2 separate regions of the Homo sapiens genome follow, and region 1 is linked to region 2. Evidence: read pairs that join two places in POLR2A ChIA-PET (ENCODE). Cell type or tissue: GM12878. All regions are shown on one strand. Links, peaks and the distances in the headings refer to the core of each region. The heading gives the core; the rest is flanking DNA. Region 1 overlaps RUNX3-AS1 (RUNX3 antisense RNA 1). Region 2 has its middle 8.1 kb from the start of MIR4425.

What was found. Peaks named below come from ENCODE experiments on the same cell type or tissue, not always from the same donor. Only the 100,000 strongest peaks of a DNase experiment are listed, where the experiment ranks them.
Region 1: POLR2A ChIA-PET joins it to region 2 with 20 read pairs; 15 of 35 experiments call an interaction of 5 or more read pairs at or near these places.

The regions. Positions count from the first base shown.
Region 1 is chr1:24,945,409-24,950,774 of GRCh38, reverse strand. All of the region lies in intron 1 of RUNX3-AS1 (RUNX3 antisense RNA 1), which reads right to left. It also overlaps a transcript of RUNX3 not described here. Among named protein-coding and RNA genes, the nearest start is that of RUNX3-AS1, 18 kb to the right of the region's middle. RefSeq lists enhancers at 40-565, 566-1,089, 3,636-3,745. In GM12878, for the core only: no CTCF peak of the experiment used is centred there; a DNase peak (open chromatin) is centred at 3,255; H3K4me3 peaks cover 1,082 bases; H3K27ac peaks cover 3,117 bases.
Region 2 is chr1:25,028,967-25,034,332 of GRCh38, reverse strand. No RefSeq gene overlaps it. Among named protein-coding and RNA genes, the nearest start is that of MIR4425, 8.1 kb to the right of the region's middle. RefSeq lists enhancers at 552-611, 1,612-1,661, 2,202-2,411, 4,700-4,769, 5,230-5,319 and 1 more and a silencer at 3,168-3,217. In GM12878, for the core only: CTCF peaks have their summits at 1,769 and 4,859; DNase peaks (open chromatin) are centred at 2,002, 2,459 and 3,392; H3K4me3 peaks cover 4,185 bases; H3K27ac peaks cover 5,000 bases.

The DNA of each region.
Region 1 (5,366 bases), core at 208-5,207, 84 kb after region 2:
TGCAGATATGCCCTGGTATTCCCGTCAGGTGCCCTCTTCTGAGCGAGGGGCAGGCACACAGGCATGGCCCTGTTCATGGCCCCCTGTGCTTGTCCAGGTACCCCAGATACTCCAAGCAGAGGGAGGTACTCCACATCCCTCTACTCCAAGAACAGAGATCCACCCCACGCCCAGCCACCTGTGAGACTGCTATGTTCCAGGGCTACCTGGCCCCCCCACCTCCTGTGCTTGAATTTAACGCTCAGCAGTTGCCATATTGAAATGCTGGATCATTTTCGCTCTGAATTAGTGTGTTGTAAATGAAGCCTGATGGGCTAGTGCAGCATGCCTGGGGACTTGGGGCCCGGGTCCAGTCTGCCTCCTGCTGCCTCCAGGGATGGGTTCTCAGCAGCCCACTACCTGCACTGCCGCCCTCCACTGAGGCAGGCATGGGGAGGAGAAAGGGGTTGGAATCTGCACACCAAGTTTTGGGGTGGCCCCTGAGCATCTGTGAGGGTCTGCACTTTCTGCACAAGTCTCCCCAGGTCCAAGTACGTGTGACATTGAACAGCAAATAAAAAACACCACCGTGGGTTGAGAGTCCACAGAAGAAAGGAAAAACTTTTGTTCCTGCATTTTGAAAAGGGGTCCTGTATTTTCTTTTTGCACTGGGTCCTATAAAGTAGGTAACTGGCCCTGCCTGAGGATTGGAGAGACATGCAGGACCCCCAGAAATACAGTGCAGGCATCGGGGGAGCTCAGATGAGCTGCCCTGTTGAGTTTCTGCAAGTGAGAGGAGGGAGCAACGGCTCCTGGGGTCTCCTGGGGTTCCAGGGCCCAGGCAAAAAGAGGAGGCTGCAGTGTGAGGACCCTGGGACATGGAAGCCCCGCCCACAGGTACCCTGAGCTCAGCTATGCTGACCCCTCCTGGGGTGGCCCCATGCTCTGAGCCAAGGCCCACCCTTCTGCCAAGCAGGGTGCCAAGGGCCAAGGCCAAACCCCCGCTCCAGAGAGGCCTGGCCCAGAGTGGCAGGCCAGAGGTGGTGGGTGGGCTCCTGACGGCCTCCCTGGCCCAGGCCGCGTGGATGATAGGCTGGGTGAGGTGGGCTGCTGGCCTTGGCTTTCACACACATCACGGGGAATGAAAAGCTCACAGAGGCCACTGCAGAGTGCAGGAGGCCAGGTCACAGTTCAGTCAGTGATGAAGGCCAGTGGGGGTCAGTGACAACTTGGACTAGAAATCAAGCTGTGGTCAAGGTTGGGACTCAGTTTGTGGCCGCTTGGGGAGTCAGGTTGGGGCCTCTCTCTGTCTCGTTCACATCCGCCAAGTCCTTGGTGTGGGTGCTGGGCAGGGTCTGAGTCACAGGAGGTGCTCAGTAAATGCTCCTGGAGGAATGAATAAATGAGTGGTCTGCTCACGGGGGGCGGGGCATGGCTGGAGTGCAGCCCTGGACGCTGGACGATTTGCACTTTCCATTTAGCCAGACTTGGATTCAAATCTTGGCTCTGCTTCTTACACCCTGAGGGGGATATTTAACCTCCTTTTTGCTGTTTCTTCAGCCATACAATGGGGAGAATAACAGTACCTCCCTCTCAGGCTGTTAGAGAATTCACTAAGACAAACCTGAAGTGCTCAGCTCCACAGCCGCCCGTGGGAAATGCTCCAGTATGTGGGAATGAATGTGATTGTATCAAGAAGACCTGCAGACCCCCATCCCCTCAAAGACACTCGCAGTGTTCACTGTGGTTATAAGACTTCAGGCTTTAACATTTTTTATGTGTTTTCTGTATTTTCCAAGATTTTTCATTGTGCTCATATTATTTGTATCACAGGGGCAAGCAGCAGGAGGCAGGGAGGTGGGTTCGATTAATGTGATTAATTTACAGTATTGTTTAAATAGACAATCATAAGAGGAGGTCAGGCAGAGTTGGCTCCCCTCAAGCATTCACTGGGGTCCCAGCTTCCCAGAGGCCCTGACAGCATTTGAGCCCTGTGGCCTCCCCACATGTACCCTTGTCCTGGATATGCCCCTCCCCCACATGCACACCTGCCCTGCATGCACCCCCAATGCACCCCTGCCATGTACAAACCCTTCTCTCCCATGCACCTCTGTCTTGCACGCACCCCCCACATGCACCCCGTCCTGCACATGACCCTCCCCGACATGCACCCATCCTGCATGTACCCCTCCTCCACATGCACCCCTGCCCTGTACATGGCCCTCCCCCACATGCACCCCTGTCCTGCATGTACCCCTTCCCTGCATGTGCCCACCTTCAGGTCAGACCAGCACCATCTGAGGGTTTCTGGTAAGACCTGCGGGTGTGCTGGGGCCTCTGTCACAGGCTGTCCCAGCTCAGCAACCAAAGTCTGTCCCTGCCACCATGTTAGGCCTCCCGCCTTGTGTGCCCACCCCCACCATGTGCATGTGAACACACACCACCCTCACACAAGCATACACACACTTCACAGGCCGCACCTGCTGCAACAGACACAGACTTTTCAGGAACTCCTTTTGGGGGGACCAAGGGCCACCTGGTGGCGTGGTCTGAGGGAGGCTGCAGGGGGAGGATGCTTAACCCCTACCCACGCTGCTCTTCTTATCTCTGGCCAGGAAATCCTTCCTCTTCCTGGGGGTCCCCAGACACCTGCCACGAGCTCCTGTCCACTGGGTGGATGCTTCTGGAGGGCTGAGGCCTCCAGGAATCCAGGACTGATGTGACAGAGTCAGGGCCCCAGCTCAGAAGGAGGTTTCCCAGCTGGGAGAAGCCTCAGTGATGTCTGGAGGGTCCCATTGTCTGACAGATGGGGAAACTGGCCCGGGAGAAGGTGGGGCCTCCCCAGGTCACCCCAGGAAGAAAGGTAGAAGCGGAGGAGGCAGCCTCACCTGGTGGAAGCACACAGCAGAGAGGGCAGAGGAAGCCAGTCCTGGTCAAACTTCTCTGGGCTCTGGGTCCCTCGCCTGGCAGACAGGGGCCACTCAGGCCCTGCCAGCTCCGGCTGTGATCTGCGGGGAGCTCCAGAAGGATTCAGGGAACTCCAGGTGAAGCCCACATAGCTCTCTGGGTTGTGGGGAAAGGAGGATGCAAACAGGGAGCGTCCCCAGGGGCCTAGGTTAACCCCCTGCAATCATTTCTGTCCTCTTCTTCCTGTGGGGTTAAAAAATAGCCTCCCATCTGCTGGGGCAGGGTGGGCCAGCCTCCATCTGGGGCCGTCAGGTCCCTCCTAGCTCAGCCTTGGTCAAAGGCCTGCCCACTCCAACCCCTCAAAGACCGGGCTTGGCTGCTTGTGGTGAGCTGGCCCATCTGGCAGGGTTCTCTCTCTCTTTGACTCAGCACTGAGTATCTGCACCCACTGTGCTCAGAGCCGCCACAGGCCTAGGAGGCTGTCTCTGACTCCCTGCTCTCCCATTTCACAGACGGAGAGGGTGAGCTGCCCAGGGCACATATGGAGAAAAAACAGGCACAGGACCTGGCTGCCCAGCTTCTAGGCCAAAGCTTGTCCTTGTTTCGGGGTAGTGCTGGGACTTTGCCCCATTGGGTAGCAGGCAGCCAGGTAGCAGGCAGCCGGACTACTGGGGCAGCGCCTTTGCACCCCCAGGTGACAAGGCCTAGGGCCCACAGCTCTCTGGAGCACCCTCAGTGTTCTCACCTGTAAGATGGGAGACAGCCATCCCTAGCTTCAGGGTTACCGTGAGGACACACAGAGACGCAGAGGGTCTGGCACGTGGTGAGCTCCGTGGGTTAATTATTACCAAGTATGATGTCTACACAGGCCTGAGGTCCAGAGGACCCTCAGACCACAGTGACCTCTGTGGCTATTTTGGTTGGAACTAAGCATCTGGGCCTTAGACCATAACGTGGAGAAATAGCTGAGTAAATGGGTATTTTCAGCGTTGGATGGAATCAGTGAGGCCTTGGGTGTAGACAAGGCTTTTCTCTGGAGGAGGTGGAATACTGCCCCCGGCTTTCTGCCAAGCTGAGAAGTCCAGGCTGCCAGTGGGAGTGGGGCTGGAGAGCAGCTGTGGGGAGGATGTGGGGCGGTGTCCGGAGCCTCTCAGTGTCTATACTGGTCTCAGCAACCCCAGTCCCAGAATCTGTCCTAAGGAAGGAACCAGGGATGCAGCTAAGACATCCACGCAGGGTGTTCCCTGACAGAAATCTGGAAACCCCCTAAACAGCCCATCACAAGGGAACTATGGTGGTCCATGAGTAGGGGGGGAATGGGCTTTCCACACCCTGGCCCCTACCAGGCTTGTCTAGCAGCCACTTGTCCCCTGCCATCAGGGAGGCTTTAAGAAAACAGGAGAACACACATACACACATGTTGGGGGATTTCAAAAGCAGGTTTAAAGGACCCCATACTGTATGTTCCCAACACTCAAAAAAAAAAGGAAGGAGAGAAGGGAGGGAGGGCGGGGAAGAGAAGAAGATAATAAATCTATACATACAGTAAGAAGAGCAGAAGGCTGAACACCCAGTGGGAACCATTGTTCTGGGTGGCAGGATTATGGATGGTTTTAATTTTCTTCTTCATAATTTTATTATTTTCCAATTTTTCTTTAATGAATGTGTATTATTTTTATAATCAGAAAAAAATGTGTTTTGTTTTAAGGAATGGGGGGCGGTTCAGGATTGTTCTTCCCCTTTTATAGACTCTGAAACTGAGGCCCAGAGTGGAAACAAACAGCATTCGTTCATTCACTCAGCCATTCATTCACTCACTCATTCATTCATTCATTCATTCATTCTCAAATGCTTCTGGGAACCCCCCTAAAGCCAGACTCAGTTTGAAGCCCCATGCCAAAGAGCTGAAAGGGGCCCATCTCCGTTCTCAGGGAGGTCACAGTCAGGGAACGTAAAGGACACAATAGCAAGTCCTTACAACGCATTCAGACAAGGGGCCATGGTGGGGAGGGGAAAGAGAGGGGGCCAAGTCCTCCTGGGAGTTTTAGAGATGGTCTCACAAAGAGAGAAAAGTAGGACAGGGCTTTGATGTATGAGGAGGAGTTCAGCAGTCAGAGAATGCGGAAGCACATACCCTGAAAAGGAACCGGGGGCTGTTAGAGAGAGAGGATCCACAGTGTTCAGGGGAATGGGTAGGGAGATAACATTAGAACATTCCATGAGCCAAGTTTTCAAAGGCCTGGAATTGCCTGGCTCTGCTGCTCAATGGTTATGTGACTTTGAACAAGTTACTAAGCCTCCTGGGCCTCAGTTTCCTCATCTGGAAAATGGGCTAACCACCTCATTGGGTTATTGCAAGAACCGAGTGAGTTAATAAGTGTAAAGCACTCAGCCCGGGTCTGGCATATTGAAGCGGCTATGAAACTGTCTGCTTTTATCATTTGCTATGATTTACACTTTACCCTGTAGGCATTCTGGGA
Region 2 (5,366 bases), core at 126-5,125:
GGGCCCCGGCCGGACCCAGGCTTCTAAGAATGCAGTGCTGGTCCCAGAACCTGAGAACAGGGACTTTCAGGCTGGCTGGTTCCCAAGTGTGAGTGCAGGAGGGCCTGGCTCGGCAGGGGGTGGGAAGGGGCCAGCCACTTCCTGCTGGGGCTGGTGCGGTCCCCATGCGGTGGCCATCAGAAGCTGGCCACTTCCTGGTCTGGGCTGCCTTCCCCTTTCTGAGCCTGGGAGGGAACGAAGGAGCGGAGTGAGGTGCCCTTGCGTGCTGCGGCCTGGACGACGTCTGGCCTCTTTTCATTTCCCCTGCATACCGCTTCGCTCTCCACAGCCACCAACGGTCGGAAGCTTCTGGGAGCTGACTGCCAGGTCCCCTGTCCACAGCCGAACCCCTCCTGCCTACGGGCTTCCTCCTCCCTGGGGCTCAAGGGACTCCTAGCCCTGCTGGGGGTCTGCCCACCAAGGGCCTAGAATGAGGCATTGTCGTTTGTACCGAGGCTGAGAGGTGGCCATCGGTCTGAGGTTACACGCACAGCCAATAAGTGGCAGAGCTGTAATTGGAGCTCAGATGTGTCTGACTCCAAAATCCACATCCTTTGCATATTTAACAACCCCCTGTCCCCTCAGAGGAAGTCTGACCAGAGGAGGCTTGGACGAGGGGACATGGAATGACCCTGCTAGACACTGACCTCTGAGGCCAGTGATGGGACCAGCTTCTCCTTCCTGTTAGATCCTGGAACCCAGCCTGGTGCATGCCCCAGAGCAGGTGCTCGCGACACTGGCAGAAACACAAAAGGCATCCTGACTGTTCCTGTCCAGCTCCTGACACTCATGAGCACCTGCTGCATACCAGGCCTGGGCGTGGAGACACAGGACCAAGGGAGAAGACCTTGCCCCAAGATCGGTGGCCATCTTCCGTACCAGGCTTAGTGTGGACAATGTTTAAATGCACCTCAAATTCCACATGCAAGAGAGATCCTTTAAGTCCTTCCAGCAGGAAAGCCAGACCTGGGTTGCACAGGGACCCCCTCTGGTGCAACAAGGAGGTAGCAGGGTGTGAGGATGAAGAACGTGGAGCCAGGCAGGCCTGGGTTCAGATCCCAGCTAGACGAGCCTAGGGTGGCCTTGGGGAAGTGACTTCATGTACCTCAGTTTCCTCACCTGTAGAATGGGAATCAAACCATAGAAAGTGCCTTACAAGACCTCCCTTCAACCCACTCTGGATTAACAAACACTCTCCCTGTCCTTTGAAAGAGAGGCTAGTAGATGCCACAGCTTCCTGAATGTTCCAGGCAGGCCGGCCGCTGCTATTCCCACCTAGGCGGCTCCTCTGACTCAGTGAGGCTTCTTCCCAGACCTGCAGCTGCTGGCTGTAGTGGCCGAACCAGGGAGACCAGAATGTGAATGGGAAAGAGAGTCGTGTCACAGAAAACCAAGAAAGGACTTTGCAAAGGCCCAGTTATAGGCGAGTTGTCAACGGAAGAAAAAAAAAAAGTGCTGCCAAATGAGGTGTGGGCAAGACAGCCATAAAAGACTGGGGAAGACAATAGTTAAAATCCGTCACAAACTTTCATTGAATTAGGTGTAGACTAAAACTGGAGGGAGGGGGTGATTATTAAAAATCCAGAGGGAGTCTAGGGAGTCTGTGCTCAGATGGCTTCACAAGCATCTCTAAGGTCCCACTCCGCTTTAAAGGACTCCTAATGAGAGCCATAAACGCTGCTGCACAGGTTGGTTTTATGCAAGAAAAACAAGGTAGGACACCAGCTGGGGGCCTCAGTCTCAAAGACAGCCTTGGCCCTGCATCAGAAGATCATCTCATAAAAGTACACGCGCACGTGTTACGTTCAATAAAATGCCTACTTTATGTATCATATGATTTCCTGCATTAATTTTTTTTTCTATTAACCAACCACTGGTTTTGCTCTCATTGGATAAGAGGCTTCTGCTATTAATAGCACTTACCTCACTGGGCGGATGTGAAGGCTGAACGAGGTACCGATGCAAAGTGTCTGGCGCGATGCCTGGCACACAGTAAATGTTCAGCAAATATTAGCTGTAATAATCATCTCCAAATCCAGAACTCTCACTTGGCAGATGAGAAAACTGAGTCTCAGCGGCGTGGAGTGAGCGGGCTGCAGACCAAGGCCTAGAATCTGCAGCCCGTGTGAGAATCGCCCACATCTGAAACCCAAGCCTGCGTCTCCCCAGGGCCTCTCTCGTTGCATATTTTGGAGGGGGTGTCACTTCCCTGAGGAACGTCAGGTGGAGGTCACGGGAGCAGTGGTGGGTCCCTCAGCATCCTTCAGGATCATTGCACCCCAGCCTCCCACTGCCCATCCTACTCGGTGGAGGTCTGAGTTTTCCCTCTGGTTCAAGCTTAGGGTCAACCCTAAGCTTGTCTCAGTGACTCTCTCTGTGTTCACCGATCTTGTGTATTTTTATCTCAGAGGCTTTCATTCGTGTCTTTAATTATTTGTTTCAATGTCTGTCTCTCTTCTGAACGACTGGGAGTCCCCCGGGGAGCAGGCCTGATTCATCTGGAAACCCTGAACCCAGCCCAGTGCCTGGCTCCAAGCAGGGGCTTCACGCGTGTTTTTTGAACAAGTGAGCAACGGAACAAATGTGAACAAGTGGGGGTCCCCAGTGTCTCATCGTCTCTGCACCAGACTTTCTGGCCAAGGTTGTAGCAGAGAGAGGTTCACACTTTGTCTGACTTTGGAACCAGCCAAAAATGCCTCCAGGATTCATGGATTCCCTGCCATGGTACAGGCCCAGCAGCTGAGGCCCTAGCCTAGTGCCCAGACCCCTCCCGCTCTTTGTTTTCCTCCTTTATCCCTCCAGCCTCCATCCCTCCAGCCTCCATCCTTGTATTGCTCCAGCCTCCATCTTTCCATCTCTCCAGCCTCTATCCTTCCAGCCTCCATCCTTTCATCCCTCCAGCCTCCATTCCTCCCATCCCGCCATCCTTCTATCCCTCCAGCCTCCACCCTCCAGCCCCTATCCTTACAGCGTCCATCCCTCCCATCCCTCCATCTTTTCAGCCTCCATCCCTCTAGTCTCCATCCCTCCAGCCTCCATCCTTCCATCTCTCCAGCCTCCATTCCTCCAGCCTCCATCCCTCCATCCCTCCAGCCTCCATCCCTTCATCCTCCATCCCTCCAGTCTCCATCTCTCCAGCCTCCATCCTTCCATCCCTCCATCTCTCCAGTCTCCATCCTCCTCTTCCTAGGGAGCCTGAGAGTGTCTGGCAGGGCAGAACAGACCCTGGGAAACCCAGCCCTGGAGTGAGGCTCCCCTCCAAACCGTGAATGGGGTGTGGTTTGGGGCTTTGTCTCCTCTGAGTCACCTCCATGGTGTGGTGGGGTTGACTCAGACAGAGAGTGAGAAGGAGAACTTGGTTGGTCCTCCTGGTTTCCACAGGTCCTGAGACTGGCCAGGGTGGGGCTGGGTGGGGTGGGAGGACAGGGAGAGGCCCACACTGAGGAAGGTGTTAGAACCACACACTGGGAGGACTGACATGGATCTCAGGTCCCCGGGAGCATCTAAACCCCACACTTTCTGCTCTGGAACAGTGAGGGCTGGAAGCAGCAAGGTGTGGCGGAGGGAGGAGTCTGACTCTGTTCTTACCTCCTCCCCTCCCTAAATTTCAGACTCTTCACCTTACACCAAGGGGGTTAGTTCCAAATCCCCTCTAGCCAACTTCCAGCCTGAGTGCCAAGGCCAGGCTTTACCTAATGACCATGGGGACTGGAAGAGAAGAAAAACAGCCAGACGCAGTGGCTCATGCCTGTAATCCCAGCACTTTGGGAGGCTGAGGCGGGTGGATCACTTGAGGCCAGGAGTTCAAGATCAGCCTGGCCAACATGGCAAAACCCTCTCTCTAGTAAAAATACAAAAAAGTTAGCCAGGTGTGGTGGCATGCACCTGTAATCTCAGCTACTCAGGAAGCTGAGGCAGGAGAATCACTTGAACCCAGGAGGCGGAGGCTGCAGTGAGCTGAGATCATTCCATTGCACTCCAGCCTGGGTGACAGAGCAAGACTCTGTCTCAGGAAAAAAAAAAAAATAAAAGAAGAAGAAGAAGAATGACCAAGAGCTACCCTTATTTGAGCACTTACTGCATGCTAAGGACTGGCTGATTGTTCCATATGCATGACCTCATTTAGTCCTCATGATAGCCTTCCAGAAACCCACTTTGCAGATGGGGAAACTGAGGCTCAGTAGAACAATGACTTGCCGCAGGGCACACTCTAGGCTAGATGGTGAGCTGGGCTTCCCAGGTCTCTTGACCCCCAAATCCTCATCCTTGACTGCTTGCTCCCAAAGTTACTGTTTCCCCTCATCACCTGCACCCCAAGATGCTCAAAGTGGTATCTTCTGATTCTAAGAGGGTCAACCAGGGAGGCCAGCCAGGGCCACTGGTCTCTGACCTCTCTTGCTTGTTGACAGCCCCCGGGGGCTGTACTGCTGACTGCAGCCTCCCCAGACCATCTCTCCCCAAAACCCTGTCAGACAGCTCTGGAGGAGGCATTTGGCTTTCCTTTTACGGTTTTTCTTTTCTTTTAACTTCTCTGCAACAAATATAGAAAATACAGATAAGCACAGGAAAGAGCAAGAAAATCACATTCCTTATCATCTTCATTAGAATAGTGACATTTGGGTGCATTTCATTCCAGTATTTTTCTTTTATGCACTTGCATTGCCAGTTTTGTTTTTATGAAGACAGGATTGTTTGTCAACAGACATTTCCTGAGTACCCACTGCGGGTGGGGAGCTGTGCTCCGTCCATCAGCGACAGCTCCGCCTCTCCCCTCGCAACAGGTTCTTCCCTGAGAAGGGCTCCCGCTGCTGGGCTGGGCAAGATGGGCACCAGGAGAATGGGGCTTTGCAGCCTCGCAATTCAGAGCCAAGCTTTGGAGAAGGTAGATCTGGGCTGCTGGCTGTGTGGCCGCGGGGGTGCCGCTTGGCATCCTTTTCAAGAGTGGAGTGGCTTCCTTTTCTGTGGAGTGAGAGTCACCACTTGTCACACAACAGGTTTTGAAAATTAAATGGCCAAGTGAATGGGAAGGGTTTGGCGCCAAGTCGGCGCTCGGTGAGTGTTTCGTGGGCTCTCTGTGGGTCTCAGGGGACCTCTGTGTTGAGGGCATTTTACTTCCTGGTGCTCTCAGGGAGCAATGCTGGACCCAGGACTTGGGAGACACCTCATGACAGTTCAGTGATTCAAATCTTGCCTCTTGGCTTGAGGCAGGGCCTGGAAAACCTCTCACCGCCCTGCGGTGTTTCCAGAAAACACAGGCTCTGGCGCAGTCATCTTCCTTCCCGCCGGTTCCTAATATGGGTGTGATTTGCAACCGAAAAACCAAAGCC